Linked DNA regions of Homo sapiens: region 1 is linked to region 2. Evidence: read pairs that join two places in POLR2A ChIA-PET (ENCODE). Cell type or tissue: PC-3. All regions are shown on one strand.

The links. Peaks named below come from ENCODE experiments on the same cell type or tissue, not always from the same donor. Only the 100,000 strongest peaks of a DNase experiment are listed, where the experiment ranks them.
Region 1: POLR2A ChIA-PET joins it to region 2 with 10 read pairs; 2 of 35 experiments call an interaction of 5 or more read pairs at or near these places.

Annotation. Positions count from the first base shown.
Region 1 is chr7:74,126,188-74,134,187 of GRCh38, reverse strand. No RefSeq gene overlaps it. Among named protein-coding and RNA genes, the nearest start is that of EIF4H, 44 kb to the left of the region's middle. RefSeq lists an enhancer at 338-1,125. In PC-3, no CTCF peak of the experiment used is centred here; a DNase peak (open chromatin) is centred at 327; H3K27ac peaks cover 574 bases.
Region 2 is chr7:73,818,904-73,826,903 of GRCh38, reverse strand. No RefSeq gene overlaps it. Among named protein-coding and RNA genes, the nearest start is that of CLDN4, 8.1 kb to the left of the region's middle. RefSeq lists enhancers at 3,453-4,652, 6,447-7,025. In PC-3, no CTCF peak of the experiment used is centred here; a DNase peak (open chromatin) is centred at 4,163; H3K4me3 peaks cover 382 bases; H3K27ac peaks cover 3,217 bases.

The DNA of each region.
Region 1 (8,000 bases), 310 kb before region 2:
GCGATCCTGGCTCACTGCAACTTCTGCCTCCCGAGTTCAAGCAATTCTCTTGCCTCAGCCTCCTGAGTAGCTGGGAGTACAGGTGCCTGCCACCATGTCTGGGTAATTTTTGTATTTTTGGTAGAGACAGGGTTTCACCATGTTGGCCAGGCTGGTCTTGATCTCCTGGCATCAAGTGATTTGCCCGCCTCAGCCTCCCAGAATGCTGGGATTACAGGAGTGAGCCACTGTGCCCTGTCAGCATCCTGTTTTATCAGCAGGGTCTTTGTGACCCGTATCTTGTGATACCAGTCCTGCCAACCTTCTGTCTCATCCTGTGAATAAGAATGTCTCACCTACTGGGAATGCAGCCCAGCAGGTCTCAGCCTCATCTTACCCAGCCCCTATTCAAGATAGAGTCACTCTTTTTCAAATGCTTCCTTCCAAAAACAAAGGATAACAGGCTGGGCGCAGTGGCTCATGTCTGTAATCCCAGCAGTTTGGGAGGCTGAGGTGGGCAGATCACTTGAGGTCAAGAGTTTGAAACCAGCCTGGCCAACATGGTGAAACCCCGTCTCTACTAAAAATACAAAAATTAGCTAGGGGTGGTGGCACATGCCGATAATCCCAGCTACTCGGGAGGCTGAAGCAGGAGAATCACTTGAGCCCAGGAGGCGGAGGTTGCAGCGAGCCGAGATGCCATCACTCTACTGCAGCCTGTCCAGCAGAGTGAGACTCTGTCTCAAACACACACACACACACACACACACACACACACACACACACACACACACACCACAAAGGATAACAGGAGACAGGAAAATTAGAGGACCATCTGAATCTTAATGTTTTCAAGGTGATTGCAAAAAAAAAGGGGAGAGACAAAGAAGATATGAAGTATTCTGTAAAATGTAAAAAAAAAAAGTCTAAGACCTCAGTAGAGAAAATTATGAAATATTTGTTCACAAAACTTATGCATTTTTTTTTTTGAGACGTAGTTTCGCTCTTGTTGCCCAGGCTGGAATGCAATGGCACAATCTCATCTCTCTGCAACTTTCGCCTCCCGGGTTCATTGATTCTCCTGCCTCAGCCTCCTGAGTAGCTGGGATTACAGGCATGCACTACCACACCCGTCTAATTTTGTATTTTTAGTAGAGATGGGGTTTCACCATGTTGGCCAGGCTGGTCTCGAACTTCTGACCTCAGGTGATCCACCAGCCTCGGCCTCTCAAAGTGCTGGGATTACAGGTGTGAGCCACTGTGCCTGGCCTTCCCGTCTCTCTTTTTTAGTATATCTGCTGCCAAAGGGAGCACCCGTCTCTCTTTTTAAAAAAAAAGAAGGAAGGGGCCGGGCGCGGTGGCTCACGCTCACGCCTGTAATCCCAGCACTTTGGGAGGCCGAGGTGGGCGGATCATGAGGTCAGGAGATCGAGACCATCCTGGCTAACACGGTGAAACCCTGTCTCTACTGAAAATACAAAAAATTAGCTGGGCGTGGTGGCGGGCGCCTGTAGTCCCAGCTACTCAGGAGGCTGAGGCCGGATAATCGATTTAACTTGGGAGGTGGAGCTTGTAGTGAGCTGAGGTCCCGCCACTGCACTCCAGCCTGGGCGACAGAGCAAGACTCCGTCTCAAAAAAAAAAAAAAAAAAAAAAAAAAGGAAGGGAGGGCGGGAAGGAGGAAGGGAGGAAGGGAGGGAGGAAGGGAGGGAGGAAGGCAGGCAGAAGATCTGAAGAAACATGAGTGGCCACTAAACACGTAAAGATGCTCAACTATAGAGGAAATCAGGGAAACTCAAATTAGTACCACAGTAAGATACTGTATTGTACCTGTTAGTCTGTAAAAAATTAAAAAGATCTGGACAACGAAGAATCTGATATACTGCAAGTGAGACCATAAATCACTAGAACTGCTTTGAGAAACAATTTGGCACTTTTCTTCCTTTCTTTTCTTTTCTTTTTTTTTTTTTTTTTTTTTTTTTTCATGAGACAGGGTCTGGCTCTGTCACCCAGGCTGCAGCACAGTGGTGCAATCATAGCTTACTAGCTTACTGTAGCCTTGAACTCCTGGGCTCAAGCAATCCTCCTGCCTCAGCTTCCCAAAGTACTGGGATTACAGATGTAAGTCACCTTACCTGGCCTTTTTCTTTTTTCTTTGTTTTTGAGCTGGAGTCTTGCTCTGTTGCCCAGGCTGGAGTGCAGTGGAGCAATCTTGGTTCACTGCAACCTCCGACTCCTGGGTTCAAGTGATCCTCCTGCCTCAGGCTCCTGAGTAGCTGGAATTACAGTGATCCGTCCCAAAGTGCTGGGATTACGGGCATGAACCTCCGCACCTGGCCTTTTTTTTTTTTTAAATTTATAGAGGAAAAGGCTGGTCGAGGTGGTGTGGTGGCTCACTCCTGTAATCCCAGTACTTTGGGAGGCCGAAGCAGGCAGATCACTTGAGGCCAGGAGTTTGAGACCAGCCTGGCCAACATGGTGAAACCCCGTCTCTACAAAAAATACAAAAATTAGCCAGGTGGTGGCTGGTGCCTGTAATCCTAGCTACTCGGGAGGCTGAGGCAGGAGAATCGCTTGAACTCAGGAGGTGGAGGTTGCAGTGAGCTAAGATTGTACCACTGCACTCCAGACTGGGTGACAGAGTGAAACTCTGTCTCAAAAAAATAAAAAATAGTATAATTTAAATCCCCAAATAGGATAATTGACTTTTTTTTTTCTGTGCCACCACGCCTGTCTAATTTTTGTATTTTTAGTACAGACGGGGGTTTCACTATGTTGGCCAGGCTGGTCTCGAACTTCTGACCTCAGGTGATCCACCTGCCTTGGCCTCCTAAAGTGCTGGGATTACAGGCGTGAAGCACCAAGCCCAGCTGAGTTTGGAGCTTTAAACAAAAGAGATCCACCAGCATAAGCCCTAGTCGAATGATCTATTGATCATTAAGTGTTGCCCTGTTTATGGAAGATTTACCAATACTTGAAAAACGACTTTAATTTGGTATTGGAGCTTCTTTTTTTTTTTTTTTTCCTGAGACAGAGTCTCGCTCTGTCGCCTGGGCTGGAGTGCAGTAGCGCGATCTTGGCTTACTGCAACCTCCGCCTCCCAGGTTCAAGTGACTCTCCTGCCTCAGCCTCCCGAGTACCTGGGATTACAGGCGCACGCCTCTATGCTGAGCTAATTTTTATTGTATTTTTAGTAGAGACGGGGTTTCACCATGTTGGCCAGGCTGGTCTCGAACTCCTGACCTTGTGATTCGCCTGCCTCGGCCTCCCAAAGTGCTGGGATTACAGGCGTGAGCCACCGTGCCCGGCCTGGAACTTCTTAAAGTAGAGTTTTGAAGTTTTTTGTGAGCAGTTTTGGACCAATCCCAGAAGGAAACGTAGCATATTTTATATGCACATGATTTCTCTACTGTGTTAACTCTGCAGCTTTTAAAACATTTTTATTTTTAGAGACAGGGTCTTGCCATGTTGTCCATGCTGGTCTCAAACTCCTGAGCTCAGCAATTTGCTGGTCTCAGCCCCACAAAGTGCTGGGATTACAGTCATGAGCCAGTGTGCCCGGCCAAGAAATTATATAATTTTTTAAAAGCCATATTAATTTGTGTAAAACAACTGACTCTGTTATAAACTGTCATGAAAAGCCTTCATAATTGATTTAGTATTTAGGTGGTGCTTTTGCAGTGGAAATTATGATTAAAGTCATATATGACTCCAACAAAAACATAGTTTTATTGTATTACAAAGTACTGTATTGATTTGCCAAAATTTTATAATTTGGAAAAGGTATTACCTTCTTTAGATCCGTATTTCTAAAACACTGTATGATTTACAATGCTATATTCTAGGCTGATTATATTAACTGAAAAATATTACCTAAATATTGCTGCACTCTAAATTTAAACAGAGGAACCATTGTTCACCTCTTTTATAGCGTTTTTTATTTGCTAACCTCATAAAATTTCTATGTGTCAAAATCACACTTCTATAATTGCCAAAGCATGAGCTATTAGATTATTTGAATGTAATTGGGTTTTGAAGTAATTGTGACCACAAAACATTCTTATAAAAGGAGCTTTGTACATTATGTAACTTATAAATCAACTACAGCATGAATTCCAGGTGCTTAATGCTTTTAATAATATGATGTCACAGCCAGGGGAAAAACTCTATGTACACTAATCACTAAAAGCACTGCAGTGGTTTTTATTTATAGGAAATCATTATTTCCGATTACTGAAGGTCAGGTGCTATCTTAAAAACAATGTAGTAAATGAATTTTGTTTCACATTTCAGGGCAAGTAATTGTCAGCCATTAAATGGTACTTTTGAAGCCGGGCGCAGTGGCTCACACGCCTGTAATTGCGGCACTTGGGAGGCTGAGGTGGGTTGATCACCTGAGGTCAGGGGTTCGAGACCAGCCTGGCCAACATGATGAAACCGCGTCTCTACTAAAAATATAAAAATTAGCTGGGCGTGGTGTGCACATCTCAATTCCAGCTACTCAGGAGGCTGAGGCATGAGAATCGCTTGAACCCAGGAGGTGGTTGTTGCAGTGAGCCAAGATTGTGCCACTGCACTCCAGCCTGGGAAACAGAGCAAGATCCTTTCTCAAAAAAAAAATTACCCAGTTTCAGGTATTTCTTCTTCTTCCTCCTTCCTCCTTCCTTCCCCTTCTCCTTCTCCCCCTCCTCCTCCTCCTTCTTCCTTTTTTTTTTTTTTTTTTTTGAGACAGAGCCTTGCTCTTTCACCCAGGCTGGAGTGCAGTGGTGCAATCTAGGCTCACTGCCACCTCTGCCTACCAGGTTCAAGTGATCCTCTTGCCTCGGCCTCCCAAGTAGCTGGAACTACAGGCACACACCACCACACCTGGCTAATTTTTGTATTTTTAGCAGAGGCGGGGTTTCGCCATGTTGGCCAGGCTGGTCTTGAACTCCTGACCTCAATTGATCCACCTGCCTCGAGCTCCCAAAGTGCTGGGATTACAGGTGTGAGCCACCATGCCTGGCCTGAGAGACTTAATATTATTACGATGTCAATATTCCAATACTCCCCAGTTCACATATAGACATAAACCAATCCCTGTCAAAATCCTCAGCTGGACCGGGAACAGTGACTCATGCCTGTAATTCCAGTGCTGTGGGAGGCTGAGGCAGGAGGATCACTTGAGGCCAGGAGTTCGAGACCAGCCTGGCCAACATGGTGAAACCCCATCTCTACTAAAAATATGAAAAATTAGCCGGGCATGGTGGCAGGCGCCCATGCCCACCAGCTACTCGGGAGGCTGAGGGAGGAGAATCGCTTGAACCCAGGAGGCAGAGGTTGCAGTGAGGCGAGGTTGCGCCACTGCACTCCAGCCTGGGCGACAGAGTGAGAGTCCATCTCAAAAAAAAAAAGAGATCAGCCTGGTTGGGCAGGAGTTTGAGACCATGTCGCTACAAAAATTAAAAAATTAGCAGGGCATGGTGGCATGTGTCTGTATTCCCTGGTACTCAGGAGGCTGAGATGAGAGGATCACTTGAGCCTAGGGGTTCCAGGCTGCAGTGAGCTAGGAGTTGTGCCACTGCACTCCAGTCTGGGTGACAGAATGACATCTTGTGTCTAAACAAACAAATCCCCAGCTGGCTTGTTTTCAGAAATTGACAAGCTCATCCTAAAAATTCATGTGGAGGCTGGGCATGGTGGCTCACATCTATAATCCCAGCACTTTGGGAGCCTGAGGTGGGTGGATCACTTGAGGCAAGGAGTTTGAGACCAGCCTGGACAACATGGTGAAACCCCATCTCTACTAAAAACACAAAAATTAGCATGGTGGTGCATGCCTCTAGTCCCAGCTACTTGGGAGGCTAAGTTGGGAGAATTGCTTGAACCTGGGAGGCAGAGGTTGCAGTGAGCTGAGATCTTGGCACTTAAAAAAAAAAAATTCTTGTGGAAATTCAAGGGACTTCAAATAGCCAAAACAGTCTAGAAAAAGAAAAACAAAGTTGGAAGGCTCACATTTCTCAACTTCAAAAGTTACAACAAAGCTACAATAATGAAGACAATTAGTACCGATACAGGCATATAGCTAAGCCCCCAAATTGTGGATTAGCCTGGGAGGGTTTTTGGTTTCACTCAAAGAATTCAAGGGTAAGCTGGTGGTGTTACACAGCAATCTTTTATTGAACCAGAGCTGCTCCTTGCAAAGCAGGAGTTAATTCATAAGCAATGCACCCAGAGCTGCGCTTGTGGTAATTTTTTTCTTTTTTTTTGAGACGGAGTCTCGCTCTGTCGCTCAGGCTGGAGTGCAATAGCGCAGTCTCGGCTCACTGTAACCTCTGCCTCCCAGGTTCAAGTGATTCTCCCGCCTCAGCCTCCCAAGTAGGTGGGATTACAGGAGTGGGCCACCACGCCCAGCTTATTTTTGTATTTTTTGGTAAAGACAGGGTTTTGCCAAGTTGGCCAGGCTGGTCTCAAACTCCTGGCCTCAAGGGATCCTGTCTTGGCCTCCCACAATGTTGGGATTACAGGTGTGATCCACTGCACCTGGCCTCTTTTCTTTTTTTGAGATGGCGTCTTACTCTGTTGCCCAGGCTGGAGTGCAATGGTACAATCTGGCTCATTGTAGCCTTGACCTTCTGGGCTCAACCAATCCTCCTGCCTTGGCCTCCCAAATAGCTGGGACCACAGGTGTGTGCCACCATACCCAGCTAATTTCTTTCTTTCTTTTTTTTTTTTTTTTTTTTGAGATGGAGTCTTGCTTTGTCACCCAGGCTGGAGTACAGTGGCACGATCTTGGCTCACTGCAACCTCCGCCTCCCAGGTTGAAGCAATTCTCCTGCCTCAGCCTCCTGAGTAGCTGGGATTACAGGCGCCCGCCACCGTGCCTGGCTAATTTTTGTATTTTTAGTAGAGACAGGGTTTCACCATCTTGGCCAGGCTGGTCTCGAACTCCTGACCTCGTGATCCGCCTGCCTCAGCCTCCCAAAGTGCTGGGATTACAGGCGTGAGCCACCACGCCCGGCCTAAATTCTTCTTCTTTTTTTTTTTTTTTTTTAGTAGAGATGGCGTCTCCCTACATTGCCCAGGCTGGCTTGAACTTCTGGGCTCAAGGGATCCTCCTGCCTCAGACTTCCAAAGTGCTGGGATTACAGGCGTGAGCCACCACACCCGGCCCCTAGTGGCACTTTTCTTTTCTTTCTTGGGATATTCATTCTGGAGGCTGCTGTGGGGACTCTGAAGTAGCCCTATGGAGAGGCCCATGGGATAAACTGAGGCCTCCTACCAGTGAAACCGTGCCCCAAAGAGTTAAAGAAACCAGTGACTAGCAGAAATTTTCCAGTTTGCAGGATGGCAGATAAAAAAAGAAACGACTTGCAGAAATGCTGAAATTCATCTGCTGGTGGGATTAACACGCTGGCTGAAATAGATTGGGACCAATATGGCCAACTGCAGTTTGCACAGAACAAGCTTGCTGATGTCACAGCCCGAATTTCCAGTGCATGTTACATACTAACCACCCCCGGAATTTGCACATGCCCCCCATGAGATAACATGAAGAGGGAACTGCGCATGCCTGAGCACTTTCCAGGCCTCCCCTTTGCTTCCGCCAATCACCTAATATCAGAATCCACCCCCTAAACCTTTCCTAATAAAATTACCGCCTTAAAGCCAGCACAGGGGGACAGATTTGAGCTAGACTTCTGTCTCCTTACTGGTTGACTTGCAATAAAGCTATTCTTTTCTGAAAAGCCTGGCGTCAGCTGGGCATGGTGGCTCATGACTGTAAGCCTAGCACTTTGGGAGGTCGAGGCAGGAGGATCACTTGAGCCTTGGAGTTCAAGACCAGCCGGGACAACATAGTGAGACCCCAACTTTAAAAACAAAAAAAACGGCCAGTCATGGTTGCCTGCACCTGTAATCCCAGCACTTTGAGAGGCTGAGGCAGGTGGATCACTTGAGGTCGGGAGTTTGAGACCAGTCTGGCCAACATAGTGAAACCCTGTCTCTACTAAAGGTACAAAAATTAGCCAGGCATGGTGGTGC
Region 2 (8,000 bases):
AAATGCTTCATGAGCCAAAAAGCTCAGGACAAAAGCTGGGAAGCTGTGTATCCATAAGCCATCCTACCAGCCCTGTGACCTTGGAGAAGCCAATTCCATCTCTGAGCCCCAACTTCCTCCTTTGTACAATGAGAACACTGGGGCCCACTCCCCAGTCTGAGATACACATGAAATGAGAGAAGGAAGTAAAAATGCTTTGTGAGCCAAAAAGTTTAATAACAAGAGGAGGGAGCAAAGTTCCGTACGCAAAGCAGCTGCTGCGCAGTTCGGATCCTGATCATAACAGGTGGGAGCTAGGACTTTTCAGACCCCTGTCCCCAGAGTTCCAGGGGCTTGGCCAAGTCCCCAGTTGTTTTGTTTTGTTTTGTTTTGTTCTCTTTTTTTGAGACGGAATGTCGCTGTCACCCAGGCTATAGTGCAGTGGTGCAATCTCGGTTCACTGCAACCTCTGCCTCCCAGGTTCAAGCGATTCTCCTGCCTCAGCCTCCCGAGTAGCTGGAACTACAGGTGCTCGCCACTACGCCCAGCTAATTTTTGTAGTTTTAGTAGAGACAGGGTTTCAGCATGTTGGCCAGGCTGGTCCCGAACTTCTAGCCTCAAGTGATCTGCCCTCCTCAGCCTCCCAAAATGCTGGGATTGCAGGCGTGAGCTACCCCGCCTGGCCCCAAGTCCCCAGTTGTAACACACACACATGCAGCTTGCCCTGAGTTCAGCTCCCTGGGAGTCCCTAGCAAAGGGGCAAAAACAAAGTCTCCCTTCTAACCCCAAGCTCCCGCTGGCATCTGAGCCCCAGGGCCAGTGATGGACCACTGTCCTGCAGCCAAAAAGATCTCTGTGAGCTGAGCAGTCTAGCTCCCAGAGCCCGTACTCCACGTCTTCTGGGAACAGGAAGACTAAAGCCAGGGAAGCCAGTGTATATTAAATTGATTCCTAGGGCGGACACAGTGGCTCACACCTGTAATCCCAGCACTTTAGGAAGCTGAGGTGGAAGGATCACTTGGGCCAAGAGTTCTAGACCAGCCTGGCCAACATGGTGAAACCCCGTCTATACTAAAAATTAGCTGGGCATGGTGGCGTGTGCCTGTGGTCGGGAGCTGCTCGGGAGACTGAGGTGGGAGAATCGCTTGAACCCAGGAGGCAGAGGTTGCAGTGAGCTGAGATCACACCACTGCACTCCAGCCTGAGCGACAGACCAAGATCCTGTCTCTTAAAAAATAAAAAACAGTAGGCCGGGCACGGTGGCTCACGCCTGTAATCCCAGCACTTTGGGAGGCGGAGGTGGGCGGATCACGAGGTCAGGAGATTGAGACCATCCTGGCTAACATGGTGAAACCCCATCTCTACTCAAAATACAAAAAATTAGTCGGGCATGGTGGTGGGCACCTGTAGTCCCAGCTACTTGGGAGGCTGAGGCAGGAGAACAGCGTGAACCTGGGAGGCGGAGCTTGCAGTGAGCCGAGATCACGCCACTGCACTCCAGCCTGGGAGGCAGAGTGAGACTCCAACTCAAAAAATAAAAAATAGTAAAGGATGGAATTTTTTTCTTTCTTTAGGCAACAAGATCCTATTTCTTTCTGAAGTCCTTGAGCTCAGATTGGAGTCCTGGCACCAGGCTGAACAGGAGAGTCCCTGGCCCTCAGCCTGACCGCCCACACCAGCGGACCATCCACCCCCTCGGCCTGGTGCTGGGTGATGGCAGGCCTGGCTGACCAGTCTGGCGAGACTGGCTGAGCGGGTGCTGCCCCCAGGTTGGGCACCACGTGGGCCGTGGGTGGGGGCGGTGGCCACCTCTGGGGTTTCTTCTAAGGAAGAGAAGAAAGACCATACTGATGCCTCCTGGCTGGAGTCCCAGGGTCTGGCACTTCTGGTGGCAAGGATGGGGAGAGGGGCTGAGCAAAGGGAGGGGACTCGGTGAGAGAGCTTAGTTAGAGAGACTCAGAAGAGATGACTGTGTGAAGGGGAGGAGGCTTACACAGGGGACAGGACTTAGAGGACCGTTGTTAAATTACTTTACCCCAAATCGGTGCATCGATTTCAGTTTATGTCTGTCAGTTTCAAAACACCTGGCCAGGCATGGTGGCTCATGCCTGTAATCCCAGCACTTTGGGAGGCTGAGGCAGGAGGATTACTTGAGGCCAGGAATTCAAGACCTACCTGGGCAACATAGTGAGACCCTTTTTCAAAAACAAATTTTTTTTTTTAATTAGCCAGGCATGGTCGCATACACCTGTAAATCCCAGCTATTCGGGAGGCTGAGGCAGGAAGATCACTTAAACCCAGGAGTTGGAGGCTACAGCGAGCCATGATCATGCCACTGCACTCCAACCTGGGTGACAGAGCAAGACCTCATCTCTAATAAATAAATAATTAGCAAGCCCGTATTTACCGTGACCTTCAGCATTCCCACCATCCTACCCAGCTGTCCAGCCCTTCACAGGCCATTCCCCCACTTCACAGGGAGGTCCATAAACCCTCCTTCCCACCCACCTCCCCGACTCCCTCCGGCTCCCGCCTCCTCACTTCAGGGCAGTCCTGTCTCTACTGGATTTTACTCCAATTTCCCAGAGGCGAGGGAGGAAGAGGACCTAAGGGCGGTGGAATTCCTGAAGACCCTCTAATCTGATGGAGGAGTCAATCCTCTCCAGCCCCACCCCTCCCTCTCCCCATTCAGGGCAGCCTCCTCCTGCCAGGCACCTCTGCCCTGGCCTCTCAGGGAGCAAGCCAGCCAGTAAACCATGTTTTGAGCACCTGCTTCGGGGCCAGGCACTAACCTAAATGCCTTCGGATAACATTGAATAACAGGAAGTCATTTTATCTCACTGCAAAACAGTGCAGGGGCATCATTGTTGTTCTCTTGTTTTTGTTTTTAAGACATGAAGTCTCGCTCTGTCACCCAGGCTACAGTGCAGTGGCACAGTCGTAGCTCACTGAAGCCTCAAACTCCTGGGCTCAAGAAAACCTCCACCTTCAGCCTCTGGTGTAGCTGGGACTACAGGTGTGCACCACCACACCCAGCTAACTTCTTATTTTTTTGTAGAGACAGGTTCTCCCGATGATGCCCAGGCTGGTCTCGAACTCCTGGCCTCAAGAAGTGATCCTCCTGCCTCAGCCTTCCAAAGTGCTGGGATTGCAGGTGTGACCATGCCTAGCCCATTCCCATCTTAGAGATGAGAAAACTAAGGCTCTGGGAACTGATGTGACATTCCAGGGCCACCAGAATAATGGCAAGACTGGTATCCACACCCTGCCTAATGTCTGATTCTGGGGCTCATCCTCTACCCCTACTCTCCTATTTATTACTCTTCGTCTTTTTTTATTCCTTCATTCTTTCTGGAAGGACATGCTGAGCGCACTGGGCCAGGCCCAGGGCTGGCATGGAGCTCATCAGGGTGTAATCAGGCCAGCCTGAATTTAAATAAACAGCTCCCACGCAGGGAAAACAAGCTCTGTGTGAGCACTGGAGAGTGAAAAATCAACTCTACCTGGGGCACACCAGGCAGGATTCCTGGAGGAGGTGGCAGGTGGAGAGGAGACCTGAAGGGTGAGTAAAAGCTTAGAGACCTATGAAGAGGAGAGAGCTCTCGCAAAAGGAGAGTAGCAGGGACAAAAACGGGTGTGTGTGTGGGGAGGAAGTATCTGTGGAAAACTCAACTTGAGGAGTCGGAAGCCAGACAGGTGAGGGAATAGGGCTGGAAAGTAAGTTGGGAGCATCGGTGTGGGCCTCAAGGGCGCAACCCAGGAGCTTGGGTTAATTGGAGGGAGAGTCAGGAGGGTGGCCTTGCTGTGGGCTGGGTGATGGAGGACAGAGGAGGTAGGGCTTCACTGGGAGGGTGTCCCTGTCTCAGGACCAACCAGGACTCCCAGAGAAGCCCCCCTGGTCCCAGGCCAGGACAGGTCTTGTCACCAGTAGGCAGAGCAAGGAGCTGGGATCGTCCTATCCTGCTTCCTCTTGGAATATCGGAGGATGCCAGAACACAGAACCCAGAAGCCGGGCACACCCCTGAGGATGACGGTTTACAGAGAAGCTGTCTGCTTCTGTGACACACCAAGAGGCTGAGAGAAACCCGCACGCTGACCAGGAGACTCCTAGGTCGGCAGCCCATGAGTCAGCAGTGACAGAGCCAGGGACAAAACCAAGGAATCCGGGATCATCAGCACCATCTCACCCCATTTCGGGGTGACTCAGAGATCGTATTATCCCTCCCGGCACAGAGGCCCCAGGCCTGGCCTCTCTCCTGCCCTGTGTCCCCGCCCCATCTCTCCCACGTCTCCCAGCATGGATGGGTGGACACCAGCCACGCCCTCTCCTGTCACACACAGATACTAATCTCTTGCCTTCTCAGAGCCCAAGAAGTCCAGCTGCCAGATCTTTGCCCTATTGCCAGGTGTACCTACTGACCCAGCCCTGCCGGAGCCCTCATTCCCTGCCAGCTCCCATGTCTGGATCATCTCAGGCCCCTGGAAGGGCACACCCCTCTCTGACCTGTCCCCTCCCCTGGGGAGCAGGAGGCAGGGTGGGGCCAGGAGCAGCCACACTGGTGATTAGGTTTGAGCTTTGTAATTTTTCAATTTTTTTTTTTTTTTTTTGAGGCAGAGTCTTACTCTGTCACCCAGCCTGGAGTGCAATGGCGCGATCTCCACTCACTGCAAGCTCCACCTCCCAGGTTCAAGCGATCCTCCTGCCTCAGCCTCCAGAGTAGCTGGGACTACAGACGCCCGCCACCATGCCCGGCTAATTTTTGTATTTTTAGTAGAGACAGGGTTTCGCCATGTTGGCCAGGCTGGTCTCAAAATCCTGACCTCAAGTGATCCACCCGCCTTAGCCTCCCAAAGTGCTGGGATTACAGGCGTAAGCCACCACGCTCAACTCAATGCTCTTTTTATATCAGGGCGTAAGCATTGTGGCTTGAGCTTTTGAAGTGTGCTTCAGCGCTCACCCACAGCACTCATCTCCCACCTCTTTTCCTCCCTCCCTCCCTCCCTTTATGCTTTCTTGCTTCTCTCCAACTGAGCAGGGGGAGTGTGGATGCCCAGGGGCCTGCCAGCTGCCACCCAGTTGGTGTCACTACCCCCCCAGCATCAGTCTCCATCCCCATGTCCCCATACAGGCTGGCTCTCCTCACCCACATCCGTGCAACAAGCATCCATGTTTATTTTCTTTCAGTCAATTTCATTCCCATTCTTTGCCATCTCAGCAGGCTGGCAGAGAACTCACAGTCAGTCCTTCCTGTAGCTCCCACTCTGACCTGGATATATGCGGTCCCAGGACATCAGGAAGGGAAGGCCCTCACTTGTCCCATCAGCCATTGCCAAGCTTTGGCTGCCATAAAAACCTCCAGGCTTCAGTTTGTGTGATGTCTTCAGGGCCTGGGGCTCACTGGCCTTGCAGTCACACTGAGGAATCAGAAATCACTGGTGGGACCAGACGAGGTGGCTCACGCCTGTAATCCCAGCACTTTGGGAGGTCCAGGTGAGAGAATCACTTAAGGTCAGGAGTTCCAGACCACCCTGGGCAACATAGCAAGACCCTGTCTCTACAAAAAAAAAAAAACAATTTTTTTAAAGATTTTAGGCCGGACGTGGTGCCACACAACTGTAATCCCAGCACTTTGGGAGGCCCAGGTTGGTGGGTCACTTGAGGTCAGGAGTTCGAGACCAACCTGGCCAACGTGGCGAAACCCCGTTGCTACTAAAAGTACAAAAATTAGCTGGGCGTGGTGGCATATGCCTGTAGTCCCAGCTACTTGGGAGGCTGAGGTGGGAGAATTGCTTGAATCCAGGAGGCGGAGGTTGCAGTGAGCCAAGATCACGCCACTGCACTCCAGCCTGGGCAACAGAGGGAGACTCCGTCACAAAAACAAACCAACCAACCAACAAAAAATTAAAATAGTTGTTATTGGGGTCTTTGTGAATAAAACAAAAATAAAATGGAGGCCGGGTGTGATGGCTCATGCATGTAATCCCAGCGCTTTAGGAGGCCGAGGTGGGCAGATCACAAGGTCAGAAGTTAGAGACCAGCCTGGCCAACATGGTGAAACCCTGTCTCTACCAAAAATACAAAAAATTAGCGGGGCATAGTGGAAGGCACCTGTAATCCCAGCTACTCAGGAGGCTGAGGCAGGAGAATCACTTAAACCCGGAGGCAGAGGTTGCACTGAGCTGAGACTGCACCACTGTGCTCCAGCCTGGGCAACAGAGCGAGATTCTGTCTCAAAAAAATAAAATAAAATGGAAAAAAAAAGAAGAAACAAAAAAATCTGTAATCCCAGCACTTTGGGAGGCCAAGGCGGGTGGATCACCTGAAGTCAGGAGTTCAAGACCAGCCTGGCCAAATGGTGAAACCCCATCTCTACTAAAAATACAAAAATTAGCTGGGCATGGTGGCGCACGCCTGTAATCCCAGCTACTCGGGAGGCTGAAGCAGGAGAATTGCTTAAACCCAGGAGGCGGGGGTTGCAGTGAGCCGAGATCGGGCCACTGCATTCCAGCCTGGGCGACGAGCAAAACTCTGCCTGAAAAAAAAAAAAGTGTTTTTTTTAGTTTAAAAGAAGTTTTTAAACTCCAAAAAATGTATGCAGATACTTCTGCCCTCATGGCGGGGAGAATAACATGAGTATGGGCTGTACAGGGTGACTTCGTTCCAAGGGGTGCAGCACAGGAAGGGTAACATTACAGCGGAGAAAGCTGGCAATCACTGCCCCAGCCAGGAGATCAAAGTCAACATCAGTAGTTATTTGTCATGCTAATAATCTATACTCGTGATAGAATGTAAAGCAAATGGCACTTTACCTGTGATCTTTCTCCTAAAAACCCATAATCCTAATCTAATCATGAGAAAAACATCAGACAAATCCCAAGACAGGAGCATCTGCGATATAGCTGACCAGCACTCCTAAAACCTGAAGATCGTCATAACAAGGAAAGGCTGAGACACTGTGGCAGCCAAGAGGAGCCGTCGTTACGTGATGACTAAATGTCACCTGGTGTCCTGGGTGGGCTCCTGAAGCAGAAACAGAACACTGGGGAAGAGCCATAGAAATCAATATATGTAAACGAATGCAAATATGTGTAAATAAATGTAAATAGTATGTAAGTAAGTGTAAATTGTATGTAAATAAATGTGATATGGGATCCCAGATGAGATCCTGGAACAGAAAAAGACCATTAGATAAAAAACTGTGTGGCTGGGCAAGGTGGCTTACGCCTGTAATCCCAGCACTTTGGGAGGCTGAGGAGGGAGGATCACTTGAGGTCAGGAGCTCGAGACCAGCCTGGGCAACATGGTGAAACCCCGTCTCTACTAAAAGTACAAACATTAGCCAGATGTGGTGGCGGGTGCCTGCAGTCCCAGCTACTCGAGAGGCTGAGGCAGGAGGATTGCTTGAACCCGGGAGGCGGAGGTTGCAGTGAACTAAGATCACACCACTGCACTCTAGTCTGGGTGACCGAGCCAGACTCTGTCAAAAATAAATAAATAAATAAACAAAAAAACCTGTGGCAATCCATATAAAGCATACACTTCAGTTAATAACATTGTATCAATATTGATATCAACATTGGTTCATTAACTGAAACAAATAGGCAGTATTAATGTAAGATTTTAATAGTAGGAGAAAGTGTGGGGATACACAGAACTCTGTATGATCCTCTCAATTTTTCTATAAATCTGAAACTGTTCTTAAAAATAAAGCCTGTAGGCCAGGCCCAGTGGCTCACGCCTCTAATCCCAGCACTTTGGGAGGCTGAGGCAGGCAGACCACCTGAGGTCAGGAGTTCGAGACCAGCCTGGCCAGCATGGTGAAACCCCGTCTCTACTTAAAATACAAAAAAAATTAGCCAGGCGTGGTGGCAGGCATCTGTAATCCCAGCTACTCAGGAGGCTGGGGCAGAAGAATTGCTTGAAACTGGGAGGCGGAGGTTGCAGTGAGCCGAGATTGTACCACTGCACTCCAGCCTGGGCAACAGAGCGAGACCTGATCTCAAAATAATAAATAAATAAA